Regions from separate parts of the Homo sapiens genome. Here region 1 is linked to region 2. Evidence: chromatin contacts called from ENCODE Hi-C or POLR2A ChIA-PET data. All regions are on one chromosome and are shown on one strand. The core of a region is the stretch at or near the end of the contact, and the rest is flanking DNA. Distances in the headings are between cores, read along the strand shown.

The links. Hi-C counts contacts between places; a loop is a spot of excess contacts on that map. ChIA-PET counts read pairs that join two places held with the same protein, here RNA polymerase II (POLR2A). Pooled maps may share reads with other maps.
Region 1: a pooled map shows a loop between it and region 2 (5-fold over the local background). The contact joins the enhancer-like site here to the promoter of GNAI3 in region 2. A Hi-C loop is called at or near these places in 1 of 37 single-sample maps with no recorded cell type and 7 of 50 pooled maps. POLR2A ChIA-PET finds 5 or more read pairs at or near these places in 4 of 52 experiments (CD4-positive, alpha-beta T cell, PC-9, activated CD4-positive, alpha-beta memory T cell and 1 more).

What each region holds. Positions count from the first base shown.
Region 1 is chr1:109,813,310-109,819,631 of GRCh38, reverse strand. No RefSeq gene overlaps it. Among named protein-coding and RNA genes, the nearest start is that of LINC01768, 12 kb to the left of the region's middle. RefSeq lists a silencer at 2,836-2,915 and enhancers at 3,086-3,135, 3,286-3,405. Within about 2 kb of position 3,236, at least 5 of the 41 ENCODE cell types and tissues checked have a DNase peak (open chromatin) inside an H3K27ac peak, as active enhancers do.
Region 2 is chr1:109,547,284-109,553,957 of GRCh38, reverse strand. GNAI3 (G protein subunit alpha i3) reads right to left here and starts at 5,343. Exons shown (of 9, transcript NM_006496.4): 1 at 5,120-5,343. The coding sequence starts at 5,237. RefSeq lists enhancers at 5,057-5,226, 5,757-5,816.

The sequences.
Region 1 (6,322 bases), core at 1,987-4,486, 270 kb before region 2:
CAACAAGATGGGCCCACCCGCCTCCTGGGTTTGTGGCAGGAATCAGTGGATTCGTGGGCAGAAGAGGTCCCCACAGTCACACTTAGCCTCTCTGCCCAGGCCACCAGGCCCAGAAAGCATGTGCCTGTTCCCAGCTCCTGATCAGCCACAGAGCCACAGGGAAGATGGGAGACAGGGCCATGTGGCCTGGCCACTGGCTTGTCCCTTTGGAAGCTCTCCCCACTGCCCAGCTGCCCAGGCTCTTACCCTTGACTTTTTCCCTCATGCCTGGCCCTATCCTCCCTCTCCTTTGTATCCCCAGAAGTTGGTCCCTTTCTCTGCTGAGAGTGCTTGCCTGCTTTACTTCCTTCTACTAGTGAGGCTGGTGACTGTGGGGCGTCTTGATATCTCATGGTCTTACTTGCAAAGGCTACAGTGTTCCATGACTATTTGGATTCATCAGAGCCATTGTCTGGGGCTCAGGGAGCAGCTCTTCAGCTATCCTATGCACCTCGTCCACACCCTACTCTGCCTCCCACAAATGGGCCTCACAACACAGGGAGTCAGGATGGACTAGGGGGCCAGCGCAAGGGTGAACACTCAGTAGATTTACGTCGGAGGTGCAGCTCATCCCCTCACAGCTGGGTGGCCTCTGTAGAGCTGGGGTGTCCCTTCCAGGATGGATGTGACTTTGCTTTGCCAACAGCAAAGAGGCATGTGAATGGGAGGCACGTCTGTCACCCTTTGGGGTGGCCGTCTGGAGACCTGAAGAGGAGAAAGGGGTCTCTGTCTTCTCTGTGCCCAGAACCAGCTGAGATGGGGCTGCTGAGCCTGCCTAAAGGGACAGAACAGAGCCAGGAAGCAGGGGAGGCAGTGCCCAGACAGAGGTCACAGGGCAAGGACAACACTGGAAATGCTTGTCCCCAACAGCAGAGTCGAGGAGATGCAATCTTTTCATTACATGCTCAGGCTTCCTGGGCTGCTGGCCAGGGTATACGCAGCCCTCAGCTTCCTCTACAGGCCCAGCAGGGACACTGCCTCCCTCTGCCCTGACCCCCTCTGGGAAAAGAGGAGTTCTGGGACCCCAGATCAGAGGCAAGGAGGCAGCAGACCCAGCTGGCTGAACTTGGAGCTCTCATCTCTGGGGTTGGGGGTGAGAGCAGAGCGATGAGGCCCAGACCAGTTCAGGACTCCCCCACAACACACCCACTTGGGCTCTGCCAAGACCTGGGTGGGGCTGAGGATGGGAGGAGCATCAGTCCTGCCCCCTGGAACATCCAAACCCCCTGGTCCAGGTTTTCTGAAGGCAGGACTCAATGAGCTCATGGGCCTGCCATACCCAGCCCTGTGTAAGATAACAGGGAGGCGTGGGTTCTGTGGGTGAACTAGAGAGTGGAACTTATCCTCTCCCCAGGAAGACACTTAGAATTTTTTTTCTAGTGTGCTATTTTTGCTGGACCAAAAAATGTGTCTGCCTGTCCAGGTCAGAGCTGCCAGTCTGCAATCTCTTCACCTGGTTTCCTTTTACCTCCAGAAGATCCCAGTATCCACACCCCCAGCCCCATCTGAGTCCAGGTGAGCAGGGGCCCCTCTCTGATGGGTCCCATAGGGCAGGGCTCTGCCTTTCCAAGAAGGGCCTTTCCATGCGATGTTCCTTCAAGGCTCACAACTCTGAGATGAGTGTTTTAATCCCTATTTCGCTAGTGAGGGAAGAGAGGCAAGCACAGTGACAAAATGACAGGAGTTGCTGAAAGTGAGCATTGGATCTGGCTGCTTGTGGCTTGCTGTCTCACAGAGAAAACACAGCAAACCAACTTGGATTTGCAGATCAGTTATGGGTTTTAGAGAGGGATTTTTTGTATCAAAGCGCATCCAATCCCTTGGTTTACAGAGGGGAAGTCTGGGACACAGAGAGAGTGATACCTCACCTCAAACTTGGGAGAACGAGGACTAGAAGCCAGGTCTCTTCACTCCAACTTCTAGGCTCTGTTCATGTAAGACATCAGGCCATCCCTGGGCAGGACAGAGAGAATGGGCACCTGTTCATTTCACCCCAGGGCCCTGGGGGAGGCCACTCGTCCTCCTCCTGCCCCTCTCCCACAGGTCCTTCCCATGAGGAGAGGAAAGGAGGCTGCTCCCCTTCTAGTCTCAGCACCCAGGACCATCCTCCGCTCTTGTGGGCTATTTATCCACACACTGCCCAGTAAATGTGAGCAGAATGGAACCAGCTTCACCCCACACCCAGGCCTGAGGACTTTACATTGGTTCCTCCGGGACACCCATCTGAGGTCTGTGCCCAAAATCTGAAGGATAATTCCTCACCCTGCTCATAGTCACAGGCTTTGCAATGACCCCAGCAGGAAGAGAATATGGAAGGCACTAAGGTAGAGTGTGTGCTGCTGGGAGACCTCTCCAGGCAATCACAGCCCTGATCTCAAAAGACCTCAAGGGCCCACCGGGGGCAAGCCCAAATCAGCTGCCCAGGACAGCTCGCTTTGCACAGAGAAAGGCTTCCCCATCCTTCCTCCAGCCAGCCAATACAATGCAGGAGGTAAGAGCTCTGATCCCAGAGCCCTTCAGGCTGGGTTCAAACCCCAGCTCAGCCACTTGGTAGCTATGTGCCCTTGTACATGTTCTTAACCTCCCCATGACTTTGTTTTCTCATCTGTACAAGGAGGATAATACTAATAGCTACCCCACAGGACAGTCATGAGCAGTGTATGGGTTAATAAACATTCCGTGCTTGGGACAATGCCTGACAATTATAAGAGCTATATAAGTAATTGGTTGATTATCATTGTTGTTATTATTTTCTGAACCAAGAGAGACTATGGATATCAATCAAAGCAGACAAAAACCTAACACGCTGCGGGAGGTTCTGTGGAGGAGGGTGCAAGGCCTGTTGGGTAAAGGAGTGTCACCATCCACAGGCAGGTGGCTCACCAAGGGGATTACATCAGGCAGAAATTGCCATTAATAGCAGTTCCCTCTTGGGCCAGACACAAGCCTACAGAGCACGAGGAAGTGAGAAATTTTACTATTGCAAGAATGAGAAATATTACTACTGGGCAGAATTCCATTTTTAGAACCTGGGAAGTTATTTTGAGGGTTGGTGTTTTCATTTTTTTTAATAGCCTCTGCACTCTAACAATACTCAGGGCAAGAACTGCTCTGAGGAGAAACCAGGGCACAGTGGGGAGCCCTGCCAGCCTCTGTGGTTGCTGGGCAACCCCTCACCACCAGCCAGGCTAGTGGAGAGCAAGAGTAGGCTCCACATCCACACACCCCTCCTCACAAGTGCCAGAACTCATTAGATAAGCCCCTCTCAAGGATGTCTAGAGGAAGCAGCCTCATTTTCTTTTCAGCCTGGGCAGCTTGGAGTGAGGAAGGCAGGCCCTCAGGAAAGAGCACGCTGAACAGCTGCAGGCCAGCCTCACTTTTGACAGCTATGTCAGGTTCCTGTGGCTGCTGTCACAGATCGTCATGAATTTGGTGGCTTAAAACAACAGAAATGGATTCTCTCATAGTTCCAGAGGGCAGAGAAGTTCAAAATCAGTATCACTGGGCCAAAATCCAGTTTCAGTCAGGCTGCACGCCCTCTGGAGGTGTCGTGGGAGAATCTGTGCCTGGCCTCTTCCAGCTTCTGGTGGCTGCCAGCATTCCCTGGCTTGTGGCCACATCACTCCAGTCTCTGCCTCTGTAGTCACATGGCCTTCTCCTCTTCTGTTTTGACAAATCTCCCTCTGCCTCTCTCTTAAGGGTATCTGTGATTGCATTTAGGCCCTACTAGGATAGTCCAAAACTATCTGCCCATCTCAAGATCCTTAATCACATCTGCTATGACCTTTTTTTCCATATAAAGTAACATTCACTGATACGAAGGGATTAGGATCCAAAGTCTTTGGGGATTATGATTCAGCCTACTACCCATGCCGACATCTTCCTCTAACAAAGCAGACCAGCAACTCACCACTCCACCCCCTGGCATCCTGGCCCAGTCACTCTTCACCACCTGGCACCAGGTGGTACACCAGGCTCAGGATGACTGGGTACACGGCCCTGCCCCTGAGGCCCTACCCACCCTGGAGTTGTCTCTTACAGACCCAAAAACAGGCCAAGCAAGGCTGGAGTTTCCTGGAGCAGCAGGGGTGTTTAGCTACACACTCAGGATGTGGCAGCTCCCTTGAGGCCTCCAGTTACTGCCACAGAGGGAAATAGGGAGCTACAGACCAGAGGCCAGCACTGTAAAAATTTTCTTTAAAAAAATCTTTTTATTACACTATACAAATTCAATAAAGGAGTAGAAAAAATAGAAAATGCAAAGCCTGCGGAATTCTAGCCCCCAGGGATCATTATAAAATTTGTTGTGCAAGCAACCTTCCTTCTAGACCTTTTTCTATTCAGATAGAACCACAGACTTACAGTTTGAAAAACCACAAATGGCATTATATACTATACATTCTGTTTTTCAACCGGGTTTTTTCAATAAATGGTTTATTCTGGGTGCCTTTCATGGCAGTACATAGAGCATTTCTTCCATCTTTTTAAAGGCTGCGGAGGATCCCCCCACTCTCGGCCATGTGATTGAACCACGATTAAGTTACCCTGCTGATGGGCATTTGAATTGTTCCTAGTTTTGTAGCTGAAACCAATGTAGTGAGATAATTTAGGGAGAGACTAATATCTGACTAGTTTACATTGTTACAGGAGGCTCACACAGACAAGGAGGCATTTTTCTCTCACCTCCATATACCACCTCAACAGTACCTCAAAGCAGTCAAGCCTAGGATGAAGGAAGTGAGGGCTTCCCTTGCTCCCAAGAAGAATTAACAAAATGTTGTTCTCTGAGGCAGAGCCTTACTAGACAAAGAACCAGATGGTCTGCAAGGAGGAGGGACTCTGTCTTTGTGGAGAGGCTTCCACTGCAAGCACACAAACATCTCTTCTCAAACTGAGAGAATGTATTGCCTCCAGCATCAGAAAAGCCCAGAGGCTCAGTGGGATTCAGGTATGATTTGATCTAGAGGTTTACAACATCATCAGGCTTTAGCTCATTTATCTGTAATTCACTTGGCTCAGGCTTGCTCCGTAGATTAGCTTCATCCTCAAGCTCATTTTTATCCTTGCAGAAAAAGAACTAGAGCGGTTCAGATCACATATCTATCTATGACACCTATAGGAAAAGAAGATCTCTGTCCTAATACTTCCAACAGAACTGCATTACAATGAGAACAGCTTAGGCCATGTGCCCGCCACCGAACCAACAGATGTGGTGGGAGGATAAAATATTCCGACAGAGTCTAGGTCACATGCTCCCCTCTGGAGCTGAGGTACAGATGGCTTTCCCAAAGTCAGAGGGATTTATTTTCCAACAAAAAGTGAGCTGTTAGAGGAGGGGAAGTGGGGATTTATGAGAGTTTTTATTTGTTTGTTTGTTTGTTTAGACAAAGTTTTGCTCTTGTTGCAGGCTGGAGTGCAATGGCAGGATCTCAGCTTGTCGCAACCTCCACCTTCCAGAGTGAAGCGATTCCTCTACCTCAGCCTCCTGAGTAGCTGGGATTACAGGCATGCGCCACCATGCCTGGCTAATTTTGTATTTTTAGTGGAGACGGGGTTTCTCCATGTTGGTCAGGCTGGTCTCAAACTCCTGACCTCAGGTGATCCGCCACCCTTGGCCTCCCAAAGTGCTGGGATTACAGGCATGAGCCACTGTGCCTAGCCTATGAGAGCTTTTAAGGGTGTATGGGCTTAGAGAGAAGTAAGTGAGTTTACTGGACTGTATAAACTCCACACCCCAGATGCCTGTAGAATCCCAAGGGGATTAAGACAAAACACTACCCTGTGGAGGAACAAATTCACACTGACTCCCCTAAAATGCACCATGAACTCCCTGATGTGTGGTGTTTATCCTTATTCTATAATAAATTCCTAGCAATGGAATTACTGAGTCAAAGGGCTTGCATATTTCAAACTTTAATAGATATTACAAAATTGCCCTCCAAAAATGTTTCTACCAATTTTTCCTTCCAACTATACAGCCTGTGAAAATGCCCATTAACCCACATCTTGTCAATACTAAATATTATTCATCTTTTAGCTGAACACAGTGGCTCACGCCTGTAATCCCAACAGTTTTTGGGAAGCTGAGGTGGGCAGATCACTCAAGGTCAGGAGTTCTTGACCAGCCTGGCCAATATGATGAAACCCTGTCTCTACAAAAAATACAAAAAATTAGCCAGGTGTGGTGGCACATGCCTGTAATATCAGCTACTCAGGAGGCTGAGCCAGGAGAACCACTTGAACCTGGGAGGCAGAGGTTGCAGTGAGCCGAGATTGTGCCACT
Region 2 (6,674 bases), core at 4,094-6,593:
ACATCGTACGTTCTCACTTGTAAGTGGATGCTAAGCTATGAGGATGCAAAGGCCTAAGAATGATACAACGGACTTTGGGGACTCGGGGGAAAGGGTGGGAAGGTGGTGAGGGATAAAGGACTATACATTGGGTACAGTGTAGACTGCTCAGGTGATGGGTGCACCAAAATCTCAGAAATTGCCACTAAACTTATTCACGTAACCAAACATAACCTGTTCCCCAAAAACCTATTGAAATGTTAAAAAAGTGACTAATGCATTTAAATAAAAGACACAAAGAATGATACATGCTTATAAAACACAAAGCTTTTTTTCCCCGAAACACAGATGCATCCTCACATGAAATGTAACTGGCCATGAACCTTATCCCAAGCAAATGGCAAACATAATAAAGGGTATAATCCCATAGGAGGATATAATGTAATGGCATGTTTACCAAAGGGCAGTCTTATTCTCAATAATAAGCATATTCAGCCAATAATATGCAGCAATTTAAATATAATTAACTGTATAATATAGAGTTTAAGTAAATTAGATGATTCCAGTTCTCTGCATGCAACTGGCTTTTTGCCATACTACCACCAGCAAATCCCAAAGAACAAAGTTTTTTTTTATGTTTTCTCAGAACCTGCTAAAGGAAACTATCAAGAAACAGAAATACAGAGAGCAGATAATTCAATAATTTACAAAACTAAGTATCTTCATTAGTACAGTGATGAGTAAAAAAAAAGGACTAACATTTAATTCCTTTCACCACAAAAGGATATTAAAATTCTTTGAAGATCTTTGAAAATAGTATATTAATATGAAAAATAATAAAACAGCTGTCTGAAAAACCTCTGAAAAAAGTAGCTAAAATGGTAATTCTCACGATCATCATCATCAATAGAAGTGACCACTTACTATTTTTTATTTGCTAGGCACTAATGTGAAGCATTTTACATGCATTATCTCATTTCATATTATGAAACATCATCTCTGCTTTACATATGTAAAAATTATTATTCTTATGGTTAAGTTACTTGCTCTGGGTCTCAGAGCTAATAAGTGGAGGTAGAACTTAAATTCAGTTTTGTGTGAATCCAAAAGCAGTGCTCTTATCCATTATACCAGTGCTTCCCAACCTTTGTCACATGATGGCACACATTAAAAATATTTGTAAGGCTCATTGGGGTGAGCTGAAAGAGCTTGGTGAAAAAAAATTTTCTTGCTTGCCCTGGGGTCAAAAAAAAACAAAAACAAAACCCGCACACACAAAATTTCTTATTATGAAATTATGGCATGAAAAAAATACAAAGTATTACAAATGATATTAAATATTAAATTGGTATAAATTTAGTATTTATACCAAATAAAATTTTTTCAAATTACCAAATTCATGGTAGGGTAGGCACAGTGGCTCACACTGGTAATCCCAGCACTTTGGGAGGCTGAGATGGGAGAATCACATGAGGCCAAGCATTTGAGACCAGCCTGGGCAACATAATGAGACCCCCATCTCTAATTGTTTAAATAGTAAATAACCAAATTACCAAATTCATGAATTATACAAGAGGAAATCATACCAAAGATGTTCAAATGTAATTTCAACTGTTGTAAAAGTTTGAACTTATAAAAATGATTTAAAATTTCAATGCTATAAAAAATTTGTAAACAGCACACCTATATGCCATCCTAAGCACTGGAACATTGGTTGGGAAGCTTTGCATGGTATTTTTTCAATAGAATGTCATAATTAAACACTAATTTGATATACCAAGATCTTCCCAAGAACACTTTATTTTTTTTTTTTTTGAGACAAAGAGTCTCACTTTGTCACCCAGGCTAGAGTGCAGTGGCGTCATCTCTGCTCACTGCAACCTCCACCTCCCGGGTTCAAGCGATTCTCCTGCCTCAGCCTCCCAAGTAGCTGGGACTACAGGTGCACACCACCACGCCCGGCTAATTTTTGTACTTTTAGTAGAGATGGGGTTTCGCCATGTTGGCCAGGCTGGTCTCGAACTCCTGACCTCAGGTGATCCACCAGCCTCGGCCTCCCAAAGTGATGGGATTACAGCCAGGAGCCACCACGCCCAGCCCTTTCCAAGAACATCTAAATGAAATTCAAACCAAAGGTTATCAAAGGAAGAATTACAATACTGAAGTGTCTGTAAATAATCTGGCCCACACTAGCTGCTTAATTTGGTATAATTTCCATAATACCTACAATCTGTAACATTCATTTTGACTTAATAAGAATAGCTAATCTTCATGGAGCTAGTACTATGTGCCAAGCTGTGTTCTGCTTTACATTATTACCATATTTAATCCTCACAGCAATCCTAGGAGTAGCTCTATTTTCTCCATTTTAAAGATAAGAAAACTGAGGCCAAGAGAAATTAACTTTCCCAAGGCTATAACTAGTAAATGGGAATTAGGATTTAAAGCAGTCTGACTTCAGGACCCATGCTATTAATCACCATGTTAAACTACACCCCCATAAGAAAGAAAATATATCATGTGTCAGGAGACACAGGGTAAGTAGATAGATCTCAACTTAAACTAAGTTCCATAGTGATAAAGTAAAAATGACTTGCATCTACAGCAAAGGAGACATTATCCAGGAAAAAGAAAACTGTATACTGTTTTGGGTACATTTTGCTTATAGAAATAGCATAGAAGATAATTTTAATTTCCTATGTGTGTTATGATATGGCTCAAGCAAGAACATATGTTTCTGCAACCTATTTGAATTTGTGGATTTAACTTGCTCAAGAATATTTTAAAAATCTTACTTAAAAAAGAATGAAGTTGGTAAAAATTAAAAGCAAATATGTTTAGTACTTTGATTTTTACTTACTGCTTTTCAAGTTCCCTAAGTCAAGTGTCTAATTTTGTTTTTAATTAAATGCACTACAGATAAAATCCTGAACAAAAATTCTTCTAGACATCTGGACAAGTTCCGCCTATCCAAATTCTGCCTGCCTAATCCTGCATTTTGGAAGAAAGTCTCAAAGTTTCCAACTACATTACAATAAACTGATGTCCTAAGGGTATCTCTGTTGGTCAGTGTAAATCAAATCACTCACAGAAGATGAGAATACATCTTTACTTTCATAACCAATCGATCAATAAAGAAAATGCTGGCCAGGCACGGTGGCCTCACGCCTATAATCCCAGCACTTTGGGAGGCCAAGGCGGGTGGATCACAAGGTCAGGAGATTGAGACCATCCTGGCTAACACGGTGAAACCCCGTCTCTACTAAAAATACAAAAAATTAGCCAGGCGTGGTGGCGGGCGCCTGTAGTCCCAGCTACTTGGGAGGCTGAGGCAGGAGAATGGCGTGAACCCGAGAGGTGGAGGTTGCAGTGAGACGAGATCGCGCCACTGCACTCCAGCCTAGGCAACAGAGGGAGACTCCGTCTCAAAAAAAAAAAAAAGTTAACGCCCTGAATGTTATAGTTTATATCAAATTTCTCAAAGGCCCCAAGGACCAGTGTTCAACATTTGCTGGCTCAGGCTGGTTAACAGTAAATATTTAAGGAGCACCTACTAGGTACCAGGGACCATGCATATCCACCTGTTATACAGACAGTCGCAGTCTAGAACTACAATTTGAACTCGCATCTTCTGAAAGTTCAGGTATACAAACCGGAACCTTAAGCTCCAATACATAACTTTCCCTTTATAGTATATTCAAAAAAGCTATTACCAGAGCTTCTGCAATCTACAACCAACCAAATATGTTCACACGAAGAGACTAACAGGGGCACTTAGAATGTACAAAATAAGTCTTGGGTTACAGTGTACATTCTGTTCTCTGGAGCTTTATACCATGAAAATTTAGCATTTCCCCTAAAGTGACTCCTTTTCCTCAAAAATCAATTGTTTTAAAAAGTAAATTTCTATTGCTTGTAAGGGTTTCTGTAGAAACCCCTACTCCTACTTATTCTTCTCTAATGGAAATACTACCCTAGAAAATATTGGAAAATAATGGAAATACTACCCTAGAAAATCTTCACTAATAATGAAGAAATGTGGCTTGATTTATTAGTAAGCTAATGCCAGTATTCTTTGTATGATTTACTGAGCCTCTCAAAAATTTTGAAACTCATGTTGAGTAAAATACATCCGACTGTGTTTAAAAAAAGCCAATTAAAACGACTATCAAATAACATAAACAGTAATTCCTGAAGTCAATGGTTTTGCTTTGAAGAGGCCAAAAAGGATAAAACAGCCACCAGAAGTCTACCATAGTCTTTACAGTGAATATGTCCAACTCTGTAACTTATCCTAAGGTAACTATTCCAACTACACATCATCTATAGCAACTATTCAGCATCCTCCAATGTGTAATCTCTTGTTCACTAGATCTTCTGCTACAAACCTCAAAGAAATCATTCTTTAAATTTCTTCAGCTCACACCATTTCCCATCCTTTTGTAAAAACAGAAGAAGACGTTATAAAACTTTGAAAATAAAAATGATAGGAAACGGTGGAAAAGTAGAGATGGCCTCTGCACCCAAGCTCTTTTCCTTTATACCTGATAACTTGTCATTTATCTCACCTACCTATCTTCATGTTCCTGGATAATCCAGGGTTCTTCCAACAGTTCAAATGGCTCTCTTACTAACAAATGTCAACGTCCTTATGTGACCATTCTGTTCCAGTCTCTGTACCATCCATTCAAGCCTGCTAGCTTTATCCTGCCAAAGAACCACGACGCTCCAAACTCACAAACCATTATACAAGCCCAACATATACTCTATGCCGTTCTCGTTACCAACACGCTCCAACCCAACGTAAAACCTTCCTAGTATCAACTCTTCCTTTATGAGCTTTTCCCATATTCCTACTCCCTCAACATCTACCGGCCCATACTCCCAAGTCTCTCTGCTAAACGCAATTCTAGCCCGGAGTCACACCCTCTACAGCCTAATTCCCGCAACCCCAAAACCCCACCCCCCTCATCACGCCCTCTGGGGCCTCAGCTAGGAACCCCAACACCCCGCCCCACGCCCGGCACGCCCTCCAGATCCCTTTAGGGTCCTTTCCGTCGGCCCGACCAGACCCCGTTCAGGCCTTCCAAGCGCCTAGGCTCTCCCGACCACCACTCAGTCCCCGCCTCCAGCCCCTCACCGAGTAGCAGCAGCTTCACTTCTTTGGCCGCTTTTTCCCCGTCCTCCCGTAAGTTGCGGTCGATCATCTTGCTTCGCTCCACTGCCGCCTTGTCTTCGGCGCTCAACGTGCAGCCCATGGCGGCGGCGGGAGAGGGGACACGGGCCCGGACTCACTCACACCACGGAAACTGCGGCTCGGCAGGCTGAGGCACCGTCTATTGCTGGGCGGTGGCCCTCTCCGTCAGCTCCCTTAGCGCCCAGAAGAACCGGATATCCGACGTTTACGACACTTCCGGCGACGCCCCGCAGCCTTCACCGTTTAAACCACTCTCCTCAGGGAGAGGAGTTGAGACCGAAAGCGGAAGTCACGGGGAGCTGGCGGCTGGGTTGGGCGGCGGATCTGCAGAGTTTCGAGGTTCTGTCAAGTTCGCTGCCCGCCGCCCAACTTGAAGCCTCATTTACCTTTCGGCTACCTGATTTGGATAAATGGAGAAAAACCGGGGCCTCTAACTCATAATGCCCTCCCGCGTTCAAGATGCCAGTTTTGGGGCGGAGATTTCTAAATTAAAGCCTACATCCCGCGCGGGAATATCTGCTGGTAATTTCTCGCCTGCCAGAAAACTCCTTTGATCTCTGGCTGTGGAGACTCGGGACCCCTACCCAAGTATGGGACACTGCCTCCGTTGGGGTTATCTCAGATCAATGGAATGGGAACAAGCTATCCGGCCTGGGCGCCGTTCACGTCTCACATCTGAGATCGTAACACCGACTGTGCTTAGGACCTCAGCAATAACTTTTTGCCGTCTCTGGCCCACTGACTCCTCTCAAAATGTCCCCTGGTCCTTTTGCTATTCACGTATTTCTGTGGGCTTGAGATTTGCTTAACTCCTATATTGGCAAAAGGCCACTTGAAATCGCTAGCAGATACTCGATAACCTGAAAGGTAAGCCTGTAGTTCCTCCATAAAATTTCCATGCTGCCCTTCTCTCCAGTATAATTCAGATCTTCCTACCTTAGGGTCTTAGAACTAAAACCAAGATAAGTCAACTTCAATTCCACACCCCGAAACAAACCAGTGCATCCTGTGAATCTCCTACTAAAATTTCCTGTTGCGATAACATGCAAAAGGAGAGGTTCTAGTAAAATTTGCCTCTCAGCCCTAGTATCACCTGAAACTTAAGTCCACTGTGAAAGTCCCAGGCAGATAGCATCTTTCACTAATAACCCTGGATACTGCGTGAAGGTAGTCCTAAATCAACTTTTCAGGCAAATAAGCCCACAATTACTATACGTTCTAGCGAAGGGAACTCAGTCCCTAAAACCTTTCCCTGTGATTGTAAATTTATTTCTCTAATAGAATCTGAACTTGAGAAAGTAAGGTCCCAACAGAGAGGTTTATATAGTGATGATTCATTAATTAGAAGGATTTAATTAGAGGATTAGAGCCACCTTAAAAAGCCTCGTCCACCTTAACTCTTAGCAATGCCAATTCTTCAAGGTTTGAAAAGTCCCCCAGTCATTCCCAAATGACTGTTAAGAATGAAAGGGACTGCTTTTCCATTATCAATACTTTT